Regions from separate parts of the Homo sapiens genome. Here regions 2, 3, 4, 5 and 6 are each linked to region 1. A link is a loop called in an ENCODE intact Hi-C map of the cell type or tissue named here. Cell type or tissue: gastrocnemius medialis. All regions are shown on one strand. Region 1 overlaps DBI (diazepam binding inhibitor, acyl-CoA binding protein). Region 2 overlaps STEAP3 (STEAP3 metalloreductase). Region 3 has its middle 5.1 kb from the start of STEAP3. Region 4 overlaps PTPN4 (protein tyrosine phosphatase non-receptor type 4). Region 5 overlaps C2orf76 (chromosome 2 open reading frame 76). Region 6 overlaps SCTR (secretin receptor).

What was found. A loop is a pair of places that touch in the nucleus more often than their neighbours do. Peaks named below come from ENCODE experiments on the same cell type or tissue, not always from the same donor. Only the 100,000 strongest peaks of a DNase experiment are listed, where the experiment ranks them.
Region 2: it touches region 1 in a loop (3-fold over the local background); 9 of 110 quality-filtered maps call a loop at or near these places.
Region 3: it touches region 1 in a loop (3-fold over the local background); 8 of 110 quality-filtered maps call a loop at or near these places.
Region 4: a loop joins it to region 1, with 3 times the contacts of the local background. A loop is called at or near these places in 6 of 110 quality-filtered maps.
Region 5: a loop joins it to region 1, with 2.4 times the contacts of the local background. A loop is called at or near these places in 25 of 110 quality-filtered maps.
Region 6: it touches region 1 in a loop (2.9-fold over the local background); 5 of 110 quality-filtered maps call a loop at or near these places.

What each region holds. Positions count from the first base shown.
Region 1 is chr2:119,368,252-119,372,251 of GRCh38, reverse strand. It overlaps DBI (diazepam binding inhibitor, acyl-CoA binding protein), which reads right to left. Exons shown (of 4, transcript NM_001079862.4): 2 at 3,947-4,000; 3 at 1,450-1,512; 4 at 1-7. Among named protein-coding and RNA genes, the nearest start is that of DBI, 3.3 kb to the right of the region's middle. In gastrocnemius medialis, a CTCF peak has its summit at 2,298; DNase peaks (open chromatin) are centred at 901 and 2,231; H3K27ac peaks cover 2,931 bases.
Region 2 is chr2:119,232,640-119,236,639 of GRCh38, reverse strand. All of the region lies in intron 2 of STEAP3 (STEAP3 metalloreductase), which reads right to left. Among named protein-coding and RNA genes, the nearest start is that of STEAP3, 11 kb to the right of the region's middle. RefSeq lists a silencer at 1,931-1,980 and an enhancer at 3,502-3,701. In gastrocnemius medialis, a CTCF peak has its summit at 1,902 (motif pointing left); a DNase peak (open chromatin) is centred at 2,759; H3K27ac peaks cover 4,000 bases.
Region 3 is chr2:119,216,728-119,220,727 of GRCh38, reverse strand. No RefSeq gene overlaps it. Among named protein-coding and RNA genes, the nearest start is that of STEAP3, 5.1 kb to the left of the region's middle. RefSeq lists a silencer at 1,561-1,855 and enhancers at 2,064-2,660, 2,031-3,230. In gastrocnemius medialis, a CTCF peak has its summit at 1,762; DNase peaks (open chromatin) are centred at 1,777 and 2,067; H3K27ac peaks cover 2,630 bases.
Region 4 is chr2:119,765,136-119,769,135 of GRCh38, reverse strand. All of the region lies in intron 1 of PTPN4 (protein tyrosine phosphatase non-receptor type 4), which reads right to left. Among named protein-coding and RNA genes, the nearest start is that of PTPN4, 7.2 kb to the right of the region's middle. In gastrocnemius medialis, a CTCF peak has its summit at 1,897; no DNase peak of the experiment used is centred here; H3K27ac peaks cover 3,222 bases.
Region 5 is chr2:119,305,848-119,309,847 of GRCh38, reverse strand. All of the region lies in intron 5 of C2orf76 (chromosome 2 open reading frame 76), which reads left to right. Among named protein-coding and RNA genes, the nearest start is that of STEAP3-AS1, 59 kb to the right of the region's middle. RefSeq lists an enhancer at 2,014-2,515. In gastrocnemius medialis, no CTCF peak of the experiment used is centred here; no DNase peak of the experiment used is centred here; H3K4me3 peaks cover 1,225 bases; H3K27ac peaks cover 2,464 bases.
Region 6 is chr2:119,483,235-119,487,234 of GRCh38, reverse strand. All of the region lies in intron 2 of SCTR (secretin receptor), which reads left to right. SCTR-AS1 (SCTR antisense RNA 1) reads right to left here. Exons shown (of 2, transcript NR_147847.1): 2 at 1-1,396. Among named protein-coding and RNA genes, the nearest start is that of SCTR-AS1, 8.8 kb to the right of the region's middle. RefSeq lists an enhancer at 1-178. In gastrocnemius medialis, no CTCF peak of the experiment used is centred here; DNase peaks (open chromatin) are centred at 1,664, 2,204 and 3,794; H3K27ac peaks cover 3,129 bases.

The DNA of each region.
Region 1 (4,000 bases):
GAAGTCCCTGTAAGGAATCGACAGGATTATGTGTCAGGGAGGTAGCATGGTAGGAAACAAGCAGCCTCCAGAGCCCCAGGCAGCTCTGCTGTAACTCTCCTAGGCTCAGTTTCTCACTTAATAAAGTTGAGATTCTACTAATTACAGGAGACAGTATCCACAGAACCTGGCCCGAAGTGAATGCTCCATAAGCAACTGTGCTCAGAAAGCCTGGTGGGGCTGGCCAAGATCTGTCGCCCATCTGCTGGACACCTGCGTCCCCCACCTGTCCTGGGGGAATGGCCATTGTGAGCCTTGGGAGAGAGGTGCCACCCTCCAGACAGGTAGGAAACTGTCATCGTGGTGACTTTACTGGTCCTGCTAACTCTCGTGGCTGATATTGGCTTTGGCCTTTTCAGTGTCTCTGTTTTGGGCTCCTATCTTCCAGAGCTGTTAAGCTGGCAGTGAAAAAGCAAAGCCAGGCACCCTCTTCTCCCCAGAGAGAGGCTATGAGAAAAGTTTCAGGAACTCTGACCAAAAGTGGCTGCTTCTTGGAGGGGAATGAGACAAATCTTTGTCTTCTTGCTGCAGTAGAAAGGACACTGAATGTATCCCTCAGAGACAGTGACACCCAGTTTCCTGGATTCTATGGTGAAGGATAGAGACCCTTTGGAACTCAGAGCTTGTTCTGAAGCACTGGAGAGTACATGGGGCCTGAGGATGGTATGGAAATGTCCCATGAAAATGGGCAGGCAGATGGGCATTCCCTTCCCAGTTACTTGCAGATCCTAGGAGTGTGTTTATTGTATTGTGGCCCTTTCTGAATTCAAGGGTTTCTCATTCGCAGAAGGACAGAGGGCTTATTCAGAAACTAGCCAGCAGGAACACTAATGCTGCCAGGAGCTTTGGTGCCAACTCTTGGGTCTTGCTGCTGCAGGTGGCACGTGATTAAGTACGAGCTTGGATACTTCTTGGCTGCTGGTGCTTAGCATATAATGGCTCCATTCACTGAGCCTACGATGCCAGCGGCAGGCCATGCATTAGCTCATTCCCTTCTTTTATGTATCCTTCTGGCTAGGAAGGAACTGGGGAGGGCCACTGGGGTTAGGGGGTCACCGCCTGGCCTTGTAGGGGAGAGGGAGTTGCAGACAGGAAACCACCCCTTATTCTGAACACATCCAAAGCCTACGCCAACTACATCATTTCCCAAACTATTTTTCAGTGGCCTGGTTCCCAGCCCCTCCTCTCTAGATGATGCTCCTGCTCAGAGATGGTGCTTTTAGAAAAGGCATAAATGGTGTTAGGAGAAAAAGTAGGTGGCCCGGTTTTTTCCCATTCTGGCACAGGTCAGGCTGGTTTCCCACACGTGCCCCATTGACTTTGTTTTCTCTCCTCTTCCCTTACACTTCATAATGAAGACTCTTTCACTACTGGGTTTCACAAATGAGAGAAATTGATTAGAACAATTACCTTTCAGCTCATTCCAGGCATCCCACTTGGCCTTGCCCGTGAAGTCCAACATCCCGGGCCGTTCTTAAACAAGGGAAGAAAAGGCATTAGATCTGGTTCAAATTCTAATGGAGAACTTGATCAACCTTCTTGCCATAAATGCCATCTTCTATTACACCTGTTCCTTCTAGGCTCTGTCATGGGGTTAAATAGGTCTAGTAGAGTGGGTTCTGCCCTAAGAAAACCAATGTATGCCAATCCAAACTTAAAATCTAGAGCAAATAGGAAGAACAGTATTCTTATTACAAGATAGCCTTTGTCTTACAAGTTAAATGACTCCAAAATTTCTCTTTTAAAAAAATTATACTTTAATTACAATTAAAAAAAAAATCCATTCATATGTCTTAAAATTCAAAAGCTACAGAGGAAAATACTATAAAGTTTCTCTCTCACCCCTGCTGTTAGCTACCCAATTTCTCTCCCTAATCATTAATGATATCAGGTGTCCTTTCCTATGAACTGTTTATATCCTAGCCCCATTTTTCTACCGAATTGTTAGTCTATTTCTTGCTGATCTGTGGGAGATTTCACCGAGGGTAAGGTTTCTTTAAGTTATATGATGACTTTATGCTTATAGACCTGTTGTCATCTGCAGTTGGGAAACACACTCACCATCTCCCTGTTGTCCTATTTCACTACGATGCCCAGCCCCAAAGCCACAGGGAACAATCAGAGTCCGTAGCCTGGAGCACTGTGCCTGAGAAAATGTCCCTGAGCGCTTTCAGGGAAGTGTTCCCAGGGACAGCTGAAACAAACTGCCCTTGTGGTCATCATCAGGATCCTAGAATAGCACTCCTCGACAGCTCTCTCCAAGCGGTGGAAATGGAAATGTACATGTATATTTGCAATGTCCAATTCAGGAGCCACTTGCCACACCAAGTACCTGAAATGACTACTGGGCATCTGAAATGTGGTTCCTGTGAATGAAGACTAAACTTGATTTTATTTAACTATTTTCAGTTAAAATTTTTTTTTTTAGAGACAGAGTCTCGTTCTGTTGCCCAGGCTGGAGTGCAGTGGTGCGACCTCGGCTCACCACAACCTCTACCTCCCAGGTTCAAGCGATTCTCCTGCCTCAGCCTCCCAAGTAGCTGGGACTACAGGCATATGCCACCATGCCCAGCTAATTTTTGTATTTTTAGTAGAGATGGGGTTTCACTACGTTAGCCAGGTTGGTCTCAAACTCCTGACCTCATGATTCGCTTGCTTCGGCCTCCCAAAGTGCTGGGATTACAGGCATGAGCCATAGCGCCCAGCCTCAGTTAAAATTTATATAGTCATATGTGGCTACTGGCTATTATACTAAACTATCGTGTTTGGACTATCATGTTTTATAATCGTGTAATAGGGCTGTATAGTACAGCCCTAGAGAGAGCCGATGACACCTCTTTGATCAGTAAGTGATAGATTCCTATGCCAGTCTATCTAGACTCATGTGAAAATCGGTAACTCTAGTACGGGCACAGGCCAGTCTCTGTGAAAATACTGTTTGTCAGAAAAGCATCTTGGCACCTCTGGCCTCCCCCACTTCACCTTTCCTTCCCCTCCCTGGAAGGACAGAGTTTACGAACTCACTGTAAAACTCACCTTCGCCATAAGACCTTCTTCAACTAAGTGCTCCATGTGAACCCCAGGGTTTGATATGGTACTGCCTGTGATCTGTCATTCTGGGTACTATTTCCTGCTTCCAGCTGGTTGGCAGCCAGCCCACCTGCTCCATCTTCCACCCCAGCTACTGCGGAAATAGGGACCATGCTCGCCTTCTTCCTCAGCAGGGGCAGGGGAGACCTCCCTTCTGTGCTGCCATGATAACCCTGAGTCCTTGCACAGAATGCACTGCGCTGTTGCCTCAGTATCCACCCATGTTTCAGGGACTTAGGGACAGAATGAAACCTGCCCAAGGCAGGAAAGATGTTATTACAGAACATGACAGTCCAAAGCACAGCCTCAAAATCTGCACCAAGATTTCTGGGCAGGGAAAAAGTTATCATCAGGAAGGCACAGACTTGTTAGCGAAATGCTCTGACCTAGCCCAAGAAACCAGGTGCTTCTCTGCTCCTGACATCAGGCTTGGCCAGGCTGTCAAGTGCTCCAAAAAGTGCTCCAACTTTGATCCTGCCCATCTAGGGCAGAAGCTGAACGGCTCAACAATGATACTACTGAGCTGAGAGCCTTCAGCAAGTCTTTTCCAAGCTGCAGCCTTTGCTTCTTCCCTAGTAGAGAGTAGCTGCTGGTGATAACCAGTAAAGACCTTCTAAAACCAGGATTTGAATTCTGTTACTACTGGAGACACTGAGAATCCGGAACATGGTCTTTTCCACCTCAGGAACCATCACCATACCCCACCTGAAGAGTAGGGCCTCAGGCAGTTTGAGAGTGAAGTTCCCAGGGACTTCCAGTCTGAGCTGCTGAGCCTGCTTTGATGAGCAGATGCCCTTCCAACCCCCGCTCTGCATACCTGTATTTATGTCGCCCACAGTTGCTTGTTTGTAGTGGCCATAGATGAACAGCA
Region 2 (4,000 bases), 140 kb after region 1:
TCATCCCTTCCCTAACCAGGCAGAGGATCATTTCAGCCCCTGGGATTCTCTAAATAACACAGCTGAAGCCACAATTGGTCACTGAGAGCTTCCCTAGCCAGGCCAGGCCACTCCCCACAATGCAGCCAACAGGACACGGGCTCAGCAAAACGTTAGAACACTCTGGATTTATTCAGGATCAGTCACCTTAGTAAACTGCAAGGTCAGCCAGCAAGGGCCCAGCAGAGGGATGGAATTTCATATCCCACCAGACCACTTGCTAGCTGGCGGCCCGGCCAAGTCACTTCACCTTCCTGAGCCCCATTTCCTCATCTGCACTATGGGCTGATGTTCCTCACCTTAATGAGGTGTGGCAAGGATTATATGAGACAAATAAAGTGCTACGCTCTGAGCCTGTTAAATTTACTCATTTTTAATTCTATTCCTCTCTAGGATATTTTGTAAATCTTTTTGTCTGGGTAAAGCAGAAATAGATGCACCCAAATCAATACACGGTGTTCTCTGCCTAATGGAAAAATTTACTTTAAAATCTTCTAAAAATGTGCTCTAAGATAATGGCCTGGAGGTACATGCCCATTTCTCCCCAAGACAATCGGAGGAAAAGACCTGCTACTATTTGGGACTTGGGAGTGGGAAGAAGAAGGGGGAAGAGCAGAGCAGAAGATCTGGGGTGGAGGGAAGAGTAGGAGGACCTGCTGCTCAGGGCCACAGCCCTGGTGGCTGGGCACTGGGGCACTGGGGTCGGCACTGGGCTCCTTGAGCCCTCTAGGGGATGCTGGTCCCAACATCTGGTTCCCTGCCGAGGACAGTCATGCCACTGGGGTCTCCAGGCCACTTACCCTTGCAAGGATCAAGCCTATACCAACTGCTCCTCTGCCTCCATGGCCCTCCAGAGCAATACGTCTCACTGGACAGTACTGTTTTCTTTCCTGTCTATCTTCTCCCCCACTCCAAGCTCCTCAAGGTGAGAACTAAGTAAAACTCACTTTTGCAAACCCCAGCACTTAGGACACATCAGGTCAAACTTGAGCTGCATCAGGGTCACCTGGAGGACTGATGAAAACATATTGCTGGGCTCCACATCCAGAATTGCTGGTGCTGCTGGTGTGGGGACCACACTTTGAAAACCACTGCAGTAGCTGCTCAGGAAAGGGCTGTGGACGGAGTCAATGAACTAACCACTCACTTGCATGCAAGAGCAACTCAGTTTTGACTTTTTTTTTCCCTGGGTCTTTACAGTTGGCCCAGCTCCCAGCCCACTTGGTCCAGAAAGTCCTCCCTGCTCACGGGGGCTTCGAGTATCCATGCTGTCTCTGAGCTCCTCTAGATCTTGAGGGTCACATGCATATGCTCTGTCCCTACGTACCCCTTGGCTGCCCAGAGCTGGGTCTCTCAGGTGAGAAGAAGGCAATCAGAGTCATTGTGGCATTGTTAGCTGAGTCAATAAAACAAACCCCATGGGGACCACTCCCTGGCTACATGTGGGTCATTAGGCCCACTGCAGGCTGGGGAGAGGAGCAGTTCTAGGGGACCATGAAGATCTTGGGGATCCAGGAGCCCCCTAACACCCTGACTGGGAGGATATTCCCAGAGGACAGAGTTTCCTGGCTGAGCAAGAATCCAGATGGCCTGCCTGCCATCCAGGAATCTCTCACTAGCATGCTTTGACAGCCCAGTCTGGGAGAACTGCTCACTGGGACAGTTCATTACTACCCATCGCCAGCGTATGGGAAGGATGATGGTCAGTGCTGGTTGGGAAGGGGAAGAGGAAAGCCCAACAGTCAGCACCAAGGCCAGGGGCTTGAAGCAGCGGAGGCGGGTGGGGCATGCTCAAGCCCTAGGGTCCCTATGCTGCACAACTTTAGGAGGTGCCATTTACATAGTAATCCCTGTGGAGAGTGCCCTCTGGAGGCGTGCAGTGCACAGTCTGTGCAGTTCTATGCAATAGTCCATCCTGCCAAACCTCCTCTGACAAATTCTCTTATTTGTTATTCCCAGAGTACCTGCTGTGTACCCAGCATGAAGCAAGGCGCCGGGGCCATGCAGGTGGCCAAAGATGACCTGCCCTTTTAAGGCTCTTAGGAGAAAGGCCAGCTACACAATGCAGGAAGAAGCAAAGTGCTGGAATGAGGGGATGACCGGGCGCTATGGAGCCAGGGAGGAGGGCTTTAGTTTGCCCAGGGAGGCCAGGGAGCTGGCTTGTGGGGGCAGCCAGCTCCCTATGGGCCAGTTAATCCAGCCAGGTTGGAGGCCATCAGGCAGTGGCAGCTGAATCTGCAGCCTCAGCGTCTGGAGCTGGGTGGTTTCTTGCTTTCCAGGGAGACCTGGAGCTGCACAAACCCTGGGACTGGTGGGTCTTGTGGGCTGTGGCTGCCCCCACCCCTCCCCTTGTTATGGCACAGGATTTGCTGAATCAGGGATGGGCCTCATCCCTGCTCCTGGGCAGGGTGAGCCGTGGGGTTAGGAAAGGGCAGAGTTAGCCAAGACACACAGAGGCAGCTCAGCATGTCTGCCATGGAGCTCGGCCTGCCTCACATCACCTGATTTTTGGGCTTAGGGATGCATGCCTTATCCTGGTTTGCCCAGCTGCTGCACTGCCTTTTTCTGGAAGCCTCGGAGGGGCCCTCCCCTGCCCCTCAGTGGCCTCTTTCTTTGGATTCCCAGGGATACTGGAAATCGGCCTCCACCCTCTAACCGCTCTGCATGGGAAGAGTCATGTAGCCACTTCTCAACCACCTGCCATGGGCCAGCTCCAACTTTTGCAAGAGCTCTGACTTTTGCAACAGCTTTGATGTTCGCCAGGGTCCCAAGAGCTCAAAAGTCTGGTCCAGGCAGCCCGGGGAGCAGCTCCTGGCCTCCACCTGGGCCTAGGACAGGGAGGACTTCACGCTCTGGGACTAACTCTGCACTTTTTGTCACATTAACATTGGCTGCACACACTGGTTCTCTTGTCTGTCACCTCATTGGATGGGGGCCAATAAAAAACTCATTTCTGTGCCTCTAACACCTACCGGGGCCTAGCACACAGTAAGTGCTCAATACATTTTTGTGGTTTGAATGATTTAAGGACTAGATTCTAAGGGGAGTATTTGTGAGTTGGGAGGGGAGTATTTGTGAGTCATAGCTGTTCTCCCCAGAACCTAGCTGGGGCTCTCTTGTACTCAGTGGTGATGAAATAATAATACTATGAGTTTCTAATCCCTTCTGCAGCTTGGTGACATTGTTAGACCTGGCCAAGCATTTCGCTATTTGATAAACTTAGTAACACTGAGGACTTATGCAAAGATGAATGTAAACACTGGAAATAAATATTAACAAAGAGACTGCTGCAGATCTGGTCAAAGTGAAAATCAAACACCAGATCTAAGGTGCATTGAGGTGCAGCCTGGTATGGGGGTACTCATGGAAGGAGGCTTCAGGGATGCTGAGTCAATGGCTTCAGGGTTTTTGGAGGCTCCTGGGCCAGGGCATGGCAACCATTTGGAGGGTTCTGCCCAGTCCCCATTAGGTGGGGGTGTCAGGGCAGGTGAGGCCCAGCTGCTGCCATTGGCAGATGTGCTGTCTCCTTGGCCCTTCCAAACCTGGGTCTGCCTGATCTATGTCTCTGGCCACTTCCCACCCAAAGCTCTTGCTTGCTTTCTGCTTAGGTTATAGGCTTAATCTTTTTGCCTGGGAAGTGCCTTCCCCGCAAGTAGCAAAATTCAACAGGAAGGCCCAGTGCCTTTACAAGGCAGAATTAATTTCCCTGCCTCTGGCCCCTTGGCTCTGCAGCACAGGTAACAGGATGCAACTAGCATACGGTGGTGTGTACTTTCCCTTAGAGGTCCCAGGGGTAGGTGGTGGGGGGCCCTACTCCCCACCATCTCGATCACCCTTCCCCACATGCTAATGTTAGTATTAAAACTAACACCCTTGGATATGAACAATCTACATCTCCCAGTCAGGTAAAGTGAATAACAGCTTCTGCAAAGTCTTTCCCATTTTATGGATCTGAAATTTA
Region 3 (4,000 bases), 150 kb after region 1:
CACAAAATAAATCCTCCATGAAAACGAGATGGCCACGGGAAGCTGTATGCCCCAATGTACTCTGACACCCTAGCCAGAAGCCAGGCCACTTGGATCTGGTCCTGCCCAGTGGGCCGTGGCTGCAGGAAAGGTGCCGCTCCCCACTGATGCTCTCCCCACTAGACCAGGTGCTGCAGGACTCCTCCAAGTTCTGGAGCACAGGAAGCTCTTTCCTATGTAAGGCTGCATTCAGGGCAAATGGAGGCATTGTCTTTGCCATCACAATGACCTGATGGGTGGAGGCACATCAGCAGCAGTCAGAGCTGAGGCAGGGCAGGTAGTGGGAGAGGGCACTGAGCGGGGAGGCCAGCTGACAAAGGGGTGCTGGAGCCTGGGACTGAACCTCACAGATTCTGCTTTCCATGGCCCATGATGGTGACCCAATATTGTACAGCATTATAAAGTGTGGCTTACAGGGCATTAGGACACCCCCCCCTCCACATACACACACGAAATGTCCCTGCACCCCAGAATTTGGAATTCTACTGGAGCATAAGGTTGTCCTCCTTCCAGTCTTCTCTCGAAACATGAGCCCTCCAGAGAGGAAGCACTGTCTGAGCTCTGTGTCATGAGAATCTGTGTATCTGCAGGGAGATGTAACTGTGGCCAGCGCAAGAGTATGGAGTAGCTTCCAAAGGAAGTTGCTTTTTATTTGTTTATTTTGGCTCAAGGGAGCATTGATAAAGGCAGTTGCTGAAGGAAGAGTGGATAAAAGATGCCAGGGTGGAGGGTGGGTGGGGGAGCAGGACCAACCATCTTTCTGAGGGAGCTTCCTGGCGCGTAGTAGGTACTTAAACTTTTGTGTATGATCAACGGTCTTGGCTTGTGACTAGACCAAGATCGCCAACCAGAATGGAGGGAGGCTGACCCAGCACATCCCGGAAGCATTTACAGAGCCAAGGAAGAGATTCTTCTTGCCCGTCTATGATAACATTGCATTGCCTTTCAGCTGGGGGCGATTAGAAAGGCACTCACTACTAGATCATGGGAGATGCCTGGGTTTTAACCCCTTGCTGCTCGGAAGGTGGTGATCATGATGGCCTGGGAGGGTTTTAGAATGGCAGAGTGTCAGGCCACCCCAAAGCTCCCAAATTAGAATGGCATTTTAACAAGACCCCCTAGGAGGTTGTATACGTGTTTAAGTTTGAGAAGCGCTGGTCTACATTACAACTGAGGAAACTCACTACTCCCTGAACACCTGCATCAAGGTAGATTCACAGAAACCTAGAACTGGATGACACTTCCCCTCACCAGGGTGCATGACAATATCATACTTTTTGCTTGCTAAAAAGTCCTTGTGAGGCAAATAGTCTGATAATCTTCTGAATTTCTACAAATATGGAAAAATAACTCTACCCTTTTCAACATCAGTGCCTATTACACAAAGCTCCAAGAAAAAAAAAATCATGATTAATATTTTTACTCTTTTCCCATAACTGATCATATTTCCCCTTTTACTGTGGTAGCCAGGATACTCAGGCACATGTTCACGACTATATCGTCCTTATTAAATATATTTAAATGCTACTTTCTTTCCCCCAGTCCATGATTTTTTTGTCTGATTTACTACTAGCCTTATTGCTAAGCTTTTCGAGGTAAGCCGTCCCAAGCAGCCTTTGGAAAAAGTCAACCGCGTAAGCAAAATAAATAGGAAACTTCTGTGCACTCCAGTAAGGGAGTCCTCTTTCCCCTTGACTGCTGTCACCTTTCGTGGTCGTGGCACGTCCTCTGCTGGATTTTTGAGCCAAGGACAGAGGGTTTGGGAGAAGGAGGCCTCCTTGGACTTCTGCCAGGAGTTACTGAGAAAAGAAAACCCAACCAGCTGGGGGGCCAGTTGGGGGGAAATCTGCACAGGATGTTCACACTGTGCCCCTCCCTGCTTCTTTCCTGACCCCCAGAGCTCACCTCAACACATCTGGAGTGTAGGGTGTTGTCTGCCCTGTCAGACCACTCTCCACACACAGCCTGGGGCAGGAACAATGGGACAGGTGGCTGGTGCTCACTCAGCACAGCAGGGGTGGTGGAAAGACACATGTCAGCTGAGGCTTGGCTTCAGGGCAGGCAAGTCACAGCCAAGTCACAGCCCAGCCCAGCATAGGCAAGGTGTAAAAGTCACTGGCCTCAAGGTCATACGCAAACACACTGTGATCAGAAGTGGAGGTAAATACACCCCACAGGGCTGGGATATGTTCTGGCATGCCCAATTCTGTTTCCTTGGTCTTGGCCTTCAAGGGGAGGGAAGGGAAAGGAAAGAGAGTTTGCTGAAGTCCCACCTGGGGCAGGCATCGTGCTACATTGAGGTCAGCCCCCTTCAATCCCCACTGAGACCCTGCAGAATGGGTGGGATCAGCCCCATTTTTCAGATGAAGAAGTGACTTTTTTAGTATCATGCAGTGAGGAAATGGCAGATCCGGGATTTGGACCAGGTCTGCCTGACTCTCAGATCTTCCACTACCTTTGACCCGCTAGGTGGAGGGCTCCTGTGAGCTGTGGCCTACACACCTGTGGTGATCCCTCAGTACTGAGGACCAGGACCAGCTTAGTGTGAGGGCCCAGCAGGGGCAGTCCATGCAGGGAGATGAACCTGGGGGATTTTCTCCCAAACACTCCTCACAGAGCTCCCTGGCCTGCCTAGGCAAGATCCTACCAGCCATCCCCAATCACTGGTTGTGTCTACCTGAGATCTGCACAGCTCGGATGCAGGTCTGTGGAATATCAGGCATGTCACTGAGAGTCTGGTTCTGTGTGGTGTACTACCTGATTTCATGGACACACACACAGAAGGCCATCGTCTCAGAGCCATCTTTAGGCGTTTGCTGGTTACGGCAGCCTGGGAGAAGCCAAGTCACTGCAAGAAAAGGTAAGGGAGATAATGGCTCGAGACCCTCCCTCAAAGGTCTAGGGGCACAGCTACCCAGGTTTGGGGCCTCCAGGGAAGAGGGGAGATGAGACCTTGGCTTCTGGAGGCTTCCATAGGGTAAAGGAACATGCGCAGGCTTTGAAACCACACGGACCTGGTTCAAATTTCACATCTCCGCTAAGTCTCCATTTCCTCCACTGTAAAATGAGTGTATAGACCTCTTAACAGGTTGTAAGAATTAAGTTCCCAGGAAAGTGCTGGGCACTTAGTAGGTGTTCATTAAAAGGCTGTCAGATAATCTGAAAGGAAAAGAAACGGTGTTCAGAGAGGAAGGGAAATACTGAAGAAGACAGTTCCCAAAGGAAATTTACCTCCAGGCAGGCTCTGCTCCACCCCCTTGGAAAAGGTCTTCTTCCTTATCCTGTGTGATGATCTAAACCCTCCTTTTCTCTGAGAGGCTCTCAGGGAACTTGCTGTCCTCTGGCCTCCCCCTCTCCCACAGCGAGGAACCCCAGGTGGGCAAAAGACGCCAGTGGCCCCTCCTCCTCTTTCTCCTTTTCTCACATGAACAGTAGGTGTTGTTGGCACCCTGGTCTGGGAATCAGGAAACCTGGCCATGCCCCACCCCCATGGCTGGCTGATTCATAAAATCTCTTCTTGTTGGACCTCGCACTCCTGCCAGCTTGAGGTATCTGAGATCTTGGTGTTGGAAACTTCCACTGCTACTCTGAGAGTTGCTAGGAACAGGCCCTGCCTTGTGCAAGGGCAGAGGTGCCCTGAGAGGCGCTTCGGGAGATGGGGCTGGGGAGGGAGGAGGCAGATGATGAGAGGCCTGATTTGCCTTTGGTGAGAAGTGAGGCTTTATCATGCTGGCGGTGGGAGCCCAGAAAGATTTTAGGAGGTATGCATCTCTGTGTGATCATAATAGCTAATATGTTTTTGAGTGCTTGCTACATCCCAGATGCTGTTCTAAGAAGCATTTTGACTGTATTAACTCATCTGATCGTCATAATACATTTTCCGTTTTTGAATTTGGAAACTGAGACACAGGAGGTTAAGTCACCTGTCTGATGTGACATATCTCAGAAAGTGGCAGAGCCA
Region 4 (4,000 bases), 400 kb before region 1:
TTTCAGTGATGGTAGTTAGGAGCTCTGTCAGTGTGCCTCTTCCTAACTTTATATATACTTCATAAGCAGTGACAGTCCCACCCATTGCTTCAGCTACCATCTATACAACCTTAAATCCTGCCACTTTGGATTCCACAGATACTCAGAGGCTATGCAGTACAGGAGAGAAAAGATGCTTCAGTATCAGACGAATCTGAATGCAAAATATTTACTCAGCTATTTACACAGTAACATGCCTAAAGACACAGACCTTTTTGAATTTCAGCTCTGTTCTCCTTTTAAAACTGGGAATAGCACCTTTCTAACAAATTTCTGTCCTGATTAAATGAGGGGAAAAAGATTAAATGAGAAGTTCTCTTTCCTACATGGACCTGACAGCAAGCTCTGAGGACCCCATGCCACAGGCCTCAGAGGCGGCAAGCAAGGAGAAAGGAGACAACTAATGCGGGGTCGGAAGACTGGCACATACAAGGGGATTGAGCAAATAAGTAAATACACTGAGGAGATAATAGGAACCAATTTATCACTGCTGGAGAAGAGATTTACAAATACAGAAAGGGAAAAGGCTAGACGAATCCTGAGATGTTAGATTGGAATTGGTTGTATCAGTGTGAACTTATAAAATACCTGTACATAGGCATAGAAACAGATTCAGATGTGTGTATACATATATGTATTTCCTAGCTCTATCCCCCTAAAAGTGATGACATGCCAGCAGAAATGAACACACTGAACACTCGGATCTCAGTTCCTAAATAGCATCTCTACTTAAAAAAGTAAAATAAAATCAGGATTCCTTGGAAAAATAAATGATTTCAGAGCTGGGATAGGAGAGTATTAAGATCATCTGGAACATCTTGTTAGGCCAGAAAGTAAGGAAATACACCAAGGAGGGGGACAGGTCAAGGAGATAGAGGAGCCAACTTAAAGGCCAAATTTGGGACAATTTGACCAACAAAATGAAATTTTAAAATGACAGTAACTAATATAAACCACTAAACAGAAACAAATCCAGGAGTATATATTGATATAAATGAATGAATAAATAAATGTATGGAGAAGAAGGAGAAAATCTTCTTTCAGTAGAATATGAACTAATAAATGTAGGTGACAACTTTCACAGTTGTGGCTGATTCAGGTAGCAATCATCAGACCTGAAGGCTCGTGGTTACAGCCTTCAGCTCTATTGACACACTCCCAGATATCTTCTCACATAAGAATTCCCAATTACAAAAGGAAAAAAACGATAACTTCACAGTAGAGAAACCCAGCAGACTTGAATTTAACAGGTGTTCAAAGTTAAACATCGCTAGTAGCAGGACTATACAGCACGTCTCTTAGTGATGTACTAAGAATATCACGACATTATTTCTATGGCATTCCTGCCAACAATGCACTCGGTCTGCACATGAGGAACCACTGGATGAACTTAAGTTGAGGAAAACATGTAACAGAAAAAAAGGACTCTGCTCATTAAAACTGTCAAGGTCATAAAGGACAGGGAAATATTGAGGAATCATTCCAAACTGATGGAAACTAAAAGATGTGACAATTAAATGCAATGTGTGAACCTGAATTGGATGCTGGACCAAAAAGAAAAGAGAGATACTACTGGGATAGTTGGAAAAATTTGAATGGCATCTAGGTTCGACCTGAAGGTAGTGTTATATCAACGTTGATTTCCTGATTTGGCGGTTATGTAGGAGATTGTCCTGTTTTGCTAAATACACACTAAAATATTTAGTAGTGATAGGGATCATGTCTGCAACTTGCTCTCAAATAATTCAGGAAAAAAGCCAAATGAAATTAGAAATGGTGCATTCCCCTGAAATGGAGAAATAAGGATTAAAATGTAGGACCAGAAATGAGAGATGATGAGGTTGTTTCACTGAAATTTGAGGATCCAATTAGATACAGTAGAAAAAGGGAAAGGGCTAAACACAATTCCAAGGTGACCACTTGGGGCATCTGGAAAAGGCCTTACTGAGCCAAGCACGAGGTGTTCCAGGCTCATCTTGAGCTGTGTATACACACGGTACATAGCTAGTACAATGTTAAAAATTAGTTTAAGGCGATTCAGGAGCTCTTTGTTGTACTTTTCTTGAGATTTCTCATTAGGTTTGAAATTATTTCAAAATGTTAAATGAGAACTCGTGACAACTTCGCTGTCTAGCAAAATACCTGGCTCACTGGAAGTGCTCAATAAAAATAATCTGGCCTTCCCTTGCTAAAGAAGGGAAGCTGCCAAAGAAGAAATCCTAGCATCATCTTCAACTCTTTCCCCCCATGTCCAAATGGACTCTCAGGTCTAGTGAAACTACTCAGTTTTCAGTTCTAATCTCATATCTATATTGCCCTATTTCTGGTTCCTATCATCCCTCCCCTGGACCACTGCAACAGCATCTGGTCTCTCTGCTCCATTTCTAACCTCATCCTTGCATTATCCTTGTAACTTTGCATCATTATCTAGAAGTCAGGAGTTACCTTTCAAAACCTGCATCTAATCTTATCATCCCTTATTTAAATACCTCTAAATTGTTCCTGAATGTTAATGCTGATTTCCCAAGAGGCAGACTAAATGCATGTTTAGGGCACCAGTAACGCAAGGGCACCAAAGAGATATTTCACACACACACACACACACACACACAGACACACACACACACACACACACACACACACACACGCGCGCACATGCGCATACACCAGTGAAATGGGGGAGGCAGCGGGTAAAGGGAGGGAAAAAGAGAGAGAAAGAGGAAGGTGACTTAAGAATTCTTAAGTTTACCTTAAGCTTACTTTAGGATTTGATATTTATTTCTGATTCCATAGTGGATGCCAAGGGTGAGTAGGAACCATAAACTTTCTAATACTTACAGTCTCTAAAACAGTGGTTTTCCCAATCCTTTTCCCAACTTGGCAACAAAGAAAATAATAATTTCTTAGCACGTTGGGATAAGCCACAAATGCTATTCAAAGCCAAAAGAAACCATCCTGGGGCAGGGTGGGGAGGGGGATCTGATATGCCCAGGTCCCATTAAACAAGGGTATCTTGCTCTCCGAAACACTGGTAAACCATTCATGGCACACCAGTTGGGAAGCTCTATTTTAAAGGTCTTAAAATGATCCCACTCATTGCCCAAACACAAGGACCCTCACAAGACTTCATTTCCCACTGCAATCAACGCACATGCGCGCGCGCACACACACACACACACACAGATTCACACACAGGAACAGACAACCACACCCACCCAGACAGAGACAGACATATCCAACAAGACAACTTACATTTCTCCAAACACACCACACATTCTTTCATACTTTGACTTTTTCTATATGCTGTTCTCTCTACCCAGATCAATTCCAAATGATCCTCCAAGACCATATTCAAATGCCACTTCTTTTCCCCAGATCTTATTACACTGTCACTATGAATTGTTAATTGTTTGTTGACATGTGTTACCACCCTAGAATTTGAGCTCAAGGACAAGAATCATGTCTTATTTACCTTTATACCACTGCTCCCACTACAATGGGCATTTCAAATGTTTGCTTAACATATAAAGGAATGTTCATTACATCATCACCAAATAAATTTTCAAATTACATTAATTAAAACAATGAAATACAATTATAAAATTAGCATTTTTTTCTTCCCAAAACAAGAACAACCACTGTAGGTACTTCTGTAAGAGAGAGATCTGGCACAGAAATATTCATGACACTTGACCATTATCCCAGTCCTAGGGTTTTAAACTGAGGAAATAAACAAAAAACCGCTTAACAAAATGTAAATGTCTAAATCAGTTATGGTATATCACCTGAATGTTTAACTAATCACTTAAATTATATTCATTGACCTTGGTGGCTTTGGGTAGCTAAAATAAATAAATAATATTCATGAAGATGGGAATAGAAAAATGAAAAAATAATACCAACTATCACTGACTGATCATCTCTTGTATTTAAAGCACAGCGCTAGATGCCTTACATATAG
Region 5 (4,000 bases), 62 kb after region 1:
ATAAAGGGGGAGAAGTGATAAATTTGACTACCTATAAACTAAAAACTGTAAACACAGTTAAAGGAGAAACAATAAACTTTGAAAAATATCTGCAGCATATACAACAGATAAAAAGTTATTAGCCTGGGGTCGGGCATGGTGGCTCATGCCTATAATCCCAGCACTTTGGGAGGCTAAGGCGGGGAGGATCACTTGAGGTCAGGAATTCGAGACCAGCTTGGCCAATATGGTGAAATCCCATCTTCACTAAAAATACAAAAATTAGCCAGGTGTGGTGGCACACGCCTGTAATCCCAGCTACTTGGGAGGCTAAGGCACGAGAACGGCTTGAACCTGGAAGGTAGAGGGTGCAGTGAGCTGAGATCATACCACTGCACTCCAGCACAGCACTCCAGCCTGGGCAACAGAGTGAGACTCTATCTCAAAAAAAAAAAAAAAAAAAAAAAAAAGAAAAAGAGAAAAAAAGAAAAGTTACTAGCCTGACTTTATAAAGAGCCCTTGTAATTACTATGAAAAAGAAAAATTCTATTGATAGAAGAAATAACTCACACATAAAAAATAGCTCCACCTTATTAGGAGAGAATGAGTACTTATTAGAAATGAGTACATAGATACTGTTTTATGTAGTAGAGTCTAGTGTTAAGACTCTAGTCTGGGGCCAGGTGCAGTGGCTCATGCTTGTAATCCTAGCAGTTTGGGATGCCAGGCTAGTGGATCGCCTGAGGCCAGGAGCTCTAGATTAGCCTGCACAACAATTAGCATGCTCATCTCTATGAAAATAACAGAGTCCAGAGCCAGAGTGCTTGGGTCCAAAACCTGATTCTGTCTTTTACTGTCTGGGTGACCTTGGACAGCAGCAATTGTTATAAGATTAGCAGACATGAAAAAGTGGCATTGTCCAAGGGAGTTCAAGGTGTAGGAAAATGGATACTCTTATACCACCGTCGGGAATGAATATGACCTTGAATTTTCTGTGGGTCGGTTTGACCAATAAGACTTTCTCAAGTTTGAATTTCAATGGTACTTGTTTCTAAGCCAACAGGGACAAGCTGTGAGGTTGTGCTAAGTCTTCAGAAGGGTGGTGGGGTTAGCCCTGACCTTCCCTGTATGTGAAGCACTGATGTAGAGCTTGATTTATTGAATAGAAATAGAACATACTGTGTGATACCATTATTGTTTGGGTTTTTTTGTTTTTGTTTTTGTTTTGAGACCAGAGTCTTGCTCTGTCGCCCAGGCTGGAGTGCAGTGGCACAATCTCAGCTCACTGCAGCCTCCACCTCCTGGGTTTAAGCAAGTCTCCTGCCTCAGCCTCCTGAGTAGCTGGGATTATGGGTGTGCACCACCATGCCCAGCTAATTTTTGTATTTTTTAGTAGAGACCGGGTTTTGCCATATTGGCCAGGCTGGTCTCGAACTCCTGACCTCGGTTTTCCACCTGCCTTGGCCTCCCAAAGTGCTGGGATTACAGGCATGAGCCACTGTGCCCGACCCCATTATTGTTTTAAAATGTTTAAAGTATACATGTAAGATTATTGTTTATGCGTATATGGAGAAAAGATCATACGCCAAAATTATAGAAATGGTTTCTTGAGGTGCTGGCATTGCCAGTAATTGATATTCTTCTTTCTTTTCTGTATTATCTAATTGCTTTTATGGTGATTTAAAAATTTTTCTACAGTTTACATGTATTCCTTGTAATTAAAGGACGAATTTTTTTTAAAAGTATAAACCCATGAAGTTGGGGAAAATCGGTTAGAATGAAGGCTGTGTGCTTTGCTTGCTTTCTGTAAGCCTCTTATCCTCTCTGAAACTCTATTTTGTTTTCTGTAAAAACAGAATAATGAAACCTATTCTAGAAGGTTGTCATAAAGGTTGTGTAAAACAATGAAGGCATCCGGAGTGATGTGTGTAAAAGGCCCTCAGGAACAACTGCTTTGTTTGGAAACTGTCCTGGAGAAGGCAGTTGGCAAGTTTTGACTTTACTAAAATATTGAGTTGTTGGTCTTGTTGTGATTAATTTCAAACTGACTTATGTAATGAACCATCTGTAAAGGTGAGAAGCAAATCCCTCTTTTTGTCCTCTTACTTTAAGGCTATTGGTCCTGGATCAGAGTCAGATTATTTTCCCAGATTCTCCACTCATTTCAGGGTGTTGTGAGGACTCCAAACTGCCCTCCGAACTCCTAACTCCGAACTCCGGCAAGCCAGCAACCCTGGGCTCGGGGTGATTTGGGTCCCTGCAGGGAGCGATTTTCTCTTTGTTATCTAGAGTGGTGTTGCTATGCTCTTGGGGACAAGCTGAGGTTATACCTGGGGAAGGAGATGAGGGTACCTGGAGAGCAACAAAAAATTCTAGTGAGAATTGAGTTGTGAAAATGATACTTGAAATGTGATTTTTTTTTTTTTTTTTAAGACAGAGTCTCTCTCTGTCGCCCAGGCTAGAGTGCAGTGGCACGATCTCGGCTCACTGCAACCTCCGCCTCCCAGGTTCAAGTGATTCTCCTGCCTCAGCCTCTGAGTAGCTGGGATTACAGGCATGTGCCACCACGCCCAGCTAATTTTTGTATTTTTAGTAGAGACGGGGTTTCACCACGTTGGCCAGGCTGGTCTTGAACTCCTGACTTCAAGTGATCTGCCCACCTCAGCCTCCCAAAGTGCTGGGATTATAGGCGTGAGTCATTGTGCCTGGCCTGAAATATGTGATTTTTCTAGGGAATTTTCCCTCCCTCAGTGCCGTGTCTGGTTAGATTTTTAAGAGGTTTAAGAGAAAAATTCGAAGTCATCTCTGTCTCCCTTTTCACTGCTTGATCTTGCTGTAGAGCTGTCACTGCTATCACAGCCAGTTGCCATGGGAATAATGCCAGGGTAACAAATTTATCGTTAGGACTTTTCTGCAGTAGTCATGAAAGGAAAAGAAAGGCTGCAAGTGGGGAAATTAGGGGAAAAAAAGGTGTTTGAAGATTTCTTTTCTCAGGGAGAAATTCTCTAGTTCATCCTTTGGCTTTTTATCTGCACTGCAGATCCCCGTGGAACATTCTACACCTGACGTCAGTGGAGTTTTTGCTTGTGGACCCAGTACGAAAATACGTACTTCAAAAAGATTTGATCAGTAGAAGCAAGAAGAGACTTTTACCTAGAAATGTTACTTATAATTTTTTGTCAGCAATTGTAGTTTTATGGGCTAATTCCCCTAAGTAATAAATTTACATGTAAGCTTTTTTTTTTAAGTGTTATTTTCTCTCTTTCATTTTGCTACATTCTACTACTGTTGTCTTTCGAATCTGGTCTGGTTTAAGAGAGAAATTGTGGCTGGGTAACTCTTCCAAAGCCAGTTGTGTTTCATTGGAAACATTTTAAAACAAGATACAGCGGCCAAACTCTAAGTGTTTATCTGAGGGAAGCATTCTCGGCAAGCCAGGTCCTGTAATAATTCCAGAACTCCCTCGTGGTTCGTTTTCATTTTGCGTGTCACTTCTGTCATCTGCCCCCAACTGGAACCCTGTCGTTCACGCCTCGCCCCTTTGGGTGATCTTGTCTGTACAGCTAATATTGTGGGATTCTGTGGCTCCCCCTTCTCTTTCGGGATGATGTTTGATTTGTGTTTCCTTAAGGTGTGAGTCCCATTCCCTTTCTTTTTCTGGGTAGCAATATTTTAGGTCATGCGTGTTTTCTTCCTTCGACAGTATGTTATGGTGGCCGTTCTTCACTCTTACATAGAAACAGTGATAATCTGGTTACTCGGTAATGTGGGTGTCGGACCCAGGAAACTGGGGGATTCCAGAAGCAGGACTCAGAGTGAACCTCTGTAGAGTGTTTCCCGTTTTACCTTCCCACACCATGGTGGAAATTACAGGCATGTACCCAGTCTATCAAAGACCGAGGTTTTTTTTGTTTTTTTTTTTTTTTGTTGTTGTTTTTTTTTTTGGCTAGTTGTTTTCTTCAAACTGTAGTTTGAAATCTTCTCTGCCAGCAGATCCAAAACAAATATTTGAAGCAAGTCA
Region 6 (4,000 bases), 110 kb before region 1:
CCAGCTCTGTCTCATTCCAAAATATCTTCATTACCCCAAAATAAAATCCCTGTACCCATTAAGTCATCACTCCCCTCCTTCCCTGTCTGCAGCCGCTGGCTATTACTAATCTACTTTCTGTCTCTGTGGATTTGCCAGTGCTGGACATTTCATATCAACGGAAGCATTTGCTATGTGACCTTTTGTGTCTGTCTGCTTTTGCCGAGAATAATGTTCTTGAGGTTCATCCACGGTGTAGTATGAATCAGTTCTTCACGCATGCTGGCTGTTAGTGCAGTTTTCTCTAACATTCCTAGCTCCTTTCTGGAGTTGCCTGGCCCCCGATGCCCTCTGGCAGCCACACCGTGGACCATCCTCCACGGCTGCCCACAGCTCACCTCTGCCCATTCTTCCCTTGGCACCACTGATCTTGGCTCATTTTTCCAAAATATGGCAGCTTATGTTTGTATAACATTCTAGGCAATTTAAATTTTTAGTTCTTAAAACAACTGTGCAATAAGCACTATTATTACTCCCATTTCATAGATGAGAAAACAGGCTCCAAGGGGCCCAGGATCGCACAGAGCCGAAACAGGACTCAGCTTTGCCGTCCAGTCTAATCAAACACAGCACAACTGAGCTGTGAATGACTGATAACCTTACCCTCCCGAGAGAAAGGTTTTCCATTAGAGAAAACAAACAAAGACAGAGATTGCTGCTGGCAATTAATCCTTAATTCGCTTGAAAGGTGGTATGAAATGAAGAGCTTTAGGTCAGGTGAGGAAGAGTTCTCGGGTGGATGAGGAGGGTTCTGTGGAGGTGGCACACACTTTGTGCAGTCTCTGGAAGGCGAAGGACTTAGCTCCCCGTGCTCAGAAGCTAGCCTGGGGCTGGCCTCCTGGACATAGATGGGCCAGCCTGCTCCAGAGAAGTGGCTGCTCGGCCTCAGGGCTGGAAGGGTTCTTCATCTCATGTAGTGCAGACTTCATTCAGTGTCTGATGCTCTTCCGTCTCCTAATTCCATGACTCTCTCTGCTTGAATACTTTCAGTGATGGGGACCTCATCACTCCCAAGATAGTTCATCCCATCAAACAGCTTATGATTCCTGGTTCCAAGACTCTTTAGCTGTTTCTCCTGCGATGTGTTTTTAAATACCCTTGTTGCCCTGGGATTTCAGCTCCTCTAGCCCCATCCTGACCACAGCTCCTGTGCGTCCAGCCATCACAAAGGAGAGCGACACCTTCTTGACTTAAGACTGTAGGTCAAGTCATTAGCAAAGTTGAAGAAACCTCACCAGGCTGCCCCTTGGATGGCCTGGGGCTGGGGCCATGGCTGAGCCAAGAGAGGCAAAGAGATACACGATGCAATTGGGAAACAGGCCGCTGTGCAGGAGCTCGTCCTAAGCCACTGTGGGTTCTGGGGAGGAGAAAGGGATGAGTGGGGGTGAGCAGTGGAAGTGCCTGAGAGATGGATGTGGCGGTCCGCGGGCAGAGGAAAGAGCAAACACCGGCAGAAGCAGAAGGTAGGAGAGGACAGACACAAGGCCAAGACAAAGAGGAGCTGTGGCTTCCCTGGTGACCCCATCAGCCGATGAAGTGAGCACCAGGGACATGGAGGGGTGTGAGTGGCCCAGTTCAGCATGGCCCCGGGGGCCGGGCTGTTCCTGGCCCCCTGCCACTGCAGCCTGACACATTGCTCCAGAAATAGTCCCAGGTTTTTATCAGGCCATCTGAGCTTATTTATAAATAGAGGACTGGAGGATAGAGGCTCCATGCCAGGTGAATGCAGGGCAAACTCCCAGGCACTGTCCTGCCCTCTGAGATGGCCCTTTCCCCTCTCTCAGTCCTCCCCCAACCCACCCAGACCTGCCTCTGGGGCCACCTCTCTATCCCTGTGGGCAGGACAGAGGAAGCTGACATTGCTGGGTCTGCTTCAGACCTGGCCCAGGGCCAGGGGCTCCACAAATATAAAGACCAGGAATCTTTATCTATAAACCCCTTTGGGCAAAAATAGAACTTTCTCCGTTTTCTGACTTTAATTCTGATTGCATTCTCCTGGGATGGCAGACATTTCTGGATCTTCCCCTGCAATTTTCCCAGGTGGCTAGAGATTCACGTAGCACCACCACGTTCAGGGGGATCTCGCCTGCAGCTGATGATGGTGTTAGTCACAGGTGGTGACTGGCAGAGCCCTGTCTATCCTGGGCCACTGGCCCCTCCTGTGCTTTGCCGGGAGGCATGGGCTCGGCAAGGCTGTGTGTGGTCTGCCCATCTAGACCTGCCCCCACAGCTGTTTCTCCTCTGGGCCATCCCACCTCCTCAGGGCTGGCTGGGCAGCAGGGTATTTGCACCTCTTCTGGAACCCTCCATGTCCCAGCTCATCACTTCCCCTCCATCTCTCCCCAGTCTCTGGGAATTCTTGCTCTTTTTCTGTTTTCTCCCAAGTGCTTTGATTATCCCAGCATACCTCTTCATCCCCCAGAGGCCTTTGGAAACCTAAGCCAGGAAGTTTTCCTGCCTTTCTCTGTGACTTCAATCTGAGGAGGAAGGAGAGAGAAAAGGCAAAAAACAAACAAACAAACAAAAAAAACAGGAGAAGAAAAAAGAAGAGATTGATGGATCAGAAAGTATTCCACCGCACCCACATATCATTTAATTCTCTCAAAAATCCTGGGAAATATTACTGTGCCCATTTTATAGATGAGGAAACTGAGGCTCACAGAGGTTAAGTGTCATACCCAAAGTAGGCTTGGGTCCAAAGCCCATTCTATCTCCACCATACCACCTCCCTCAACCTGGTATCCCATGCTGTCCTCCTGGGCCACGGGCACTGGGGCAGGCAACCCCTCCTCCCCAGGTGGTGGCATTGTCTTCTCTTGTTTCCCCACTTAAACTTCCCAGCCTTCCATCCCATCCCCTCCAGCCAGACAATTGGTGGCGGAGGTGGCCATCAGAGACGACAGAGGCGTGGGAAGCCCTGCTCTTCACATGCTTTGGATCTGCCTGCCCACACAGCTAATGTATATTCCTTCTAGCCCTGGCTCTCCTGGGGCGGTGACCCCTCCCTCGTGGCTCAGTAAGTGTGGCCCTATTGACAAAGCTCCCCCATCCCCTATCTCAATGAATGCCGCTTACCCCCAAGTCAGGCAGTGAGCTGTGCTGCTCTGGAACTAAAACTGCCCAGGATGACCCTAGTCCTGGGCTGTGTCCCTTCCCTGCCAGGGCTCCCTGGGAAGGCCAGAGCCAGGACAGGTATCCGAAGCTAAGCTGGGAGCGCTCTCCCCTGCCTCCCATTCCTGCTTGGCTTGGGGGACTGGGGAGTCCCGGAGTGGAGTCTGAGATGCTGCATTCAAAGCCTGGGGACCGTGCAAGGCAGCCTCCACAAGCACTGAGGAGGCCACAGGGACTGTCCAGCTCCCCCAAGCCACATTCCCTCCAGCCTGGCTAGAGCCACGCACCTCCTGTGCTATGATTTCCTTCATATGTTTTCCTTTCAATCAATGGACTTTTAAAAAACTTAGCCTCATCCTAAACAATAGTAGCTATAAAATCACAGATGTGATATGCTAGTTTTATAATGTTTCTAATACACATTTTCTTTAAAAAAGTGCAACTATGAAAAAATGTTCAACCATGTACCAGCCAAAAGCACAGGCCACCAGTGAGTGGTGAGCTCATCGCACGCTGGGAAACCCTGGGTCTGTTCTGTGCCTTCTGTGCCCAGACGCTGGAGCCAGGGCTGGGAGAGAACAAGGCAGTGTCACTCGTGTTCAGGAAACGATCAACACTGTGGGGGGCTAGCAGCCAGGTCTGCTGCCACCAAGGCCAGCCTGGAGGAGGCAGCCTGTCCCAGGCTGGGGAGATGGGAAGGCTGAGTGGGATCCCAGCTCCATTATCACCAGCTCTGTCACCCACACTTCTCACTTCCCCCTCTTGGAACCTCAGCTTCCTCATCTCCGCCGTGGGGCAGTGACCCTACTCACCCTTGAGCTGCTGTCAACCTCAGCTCCAGGATGTCTGA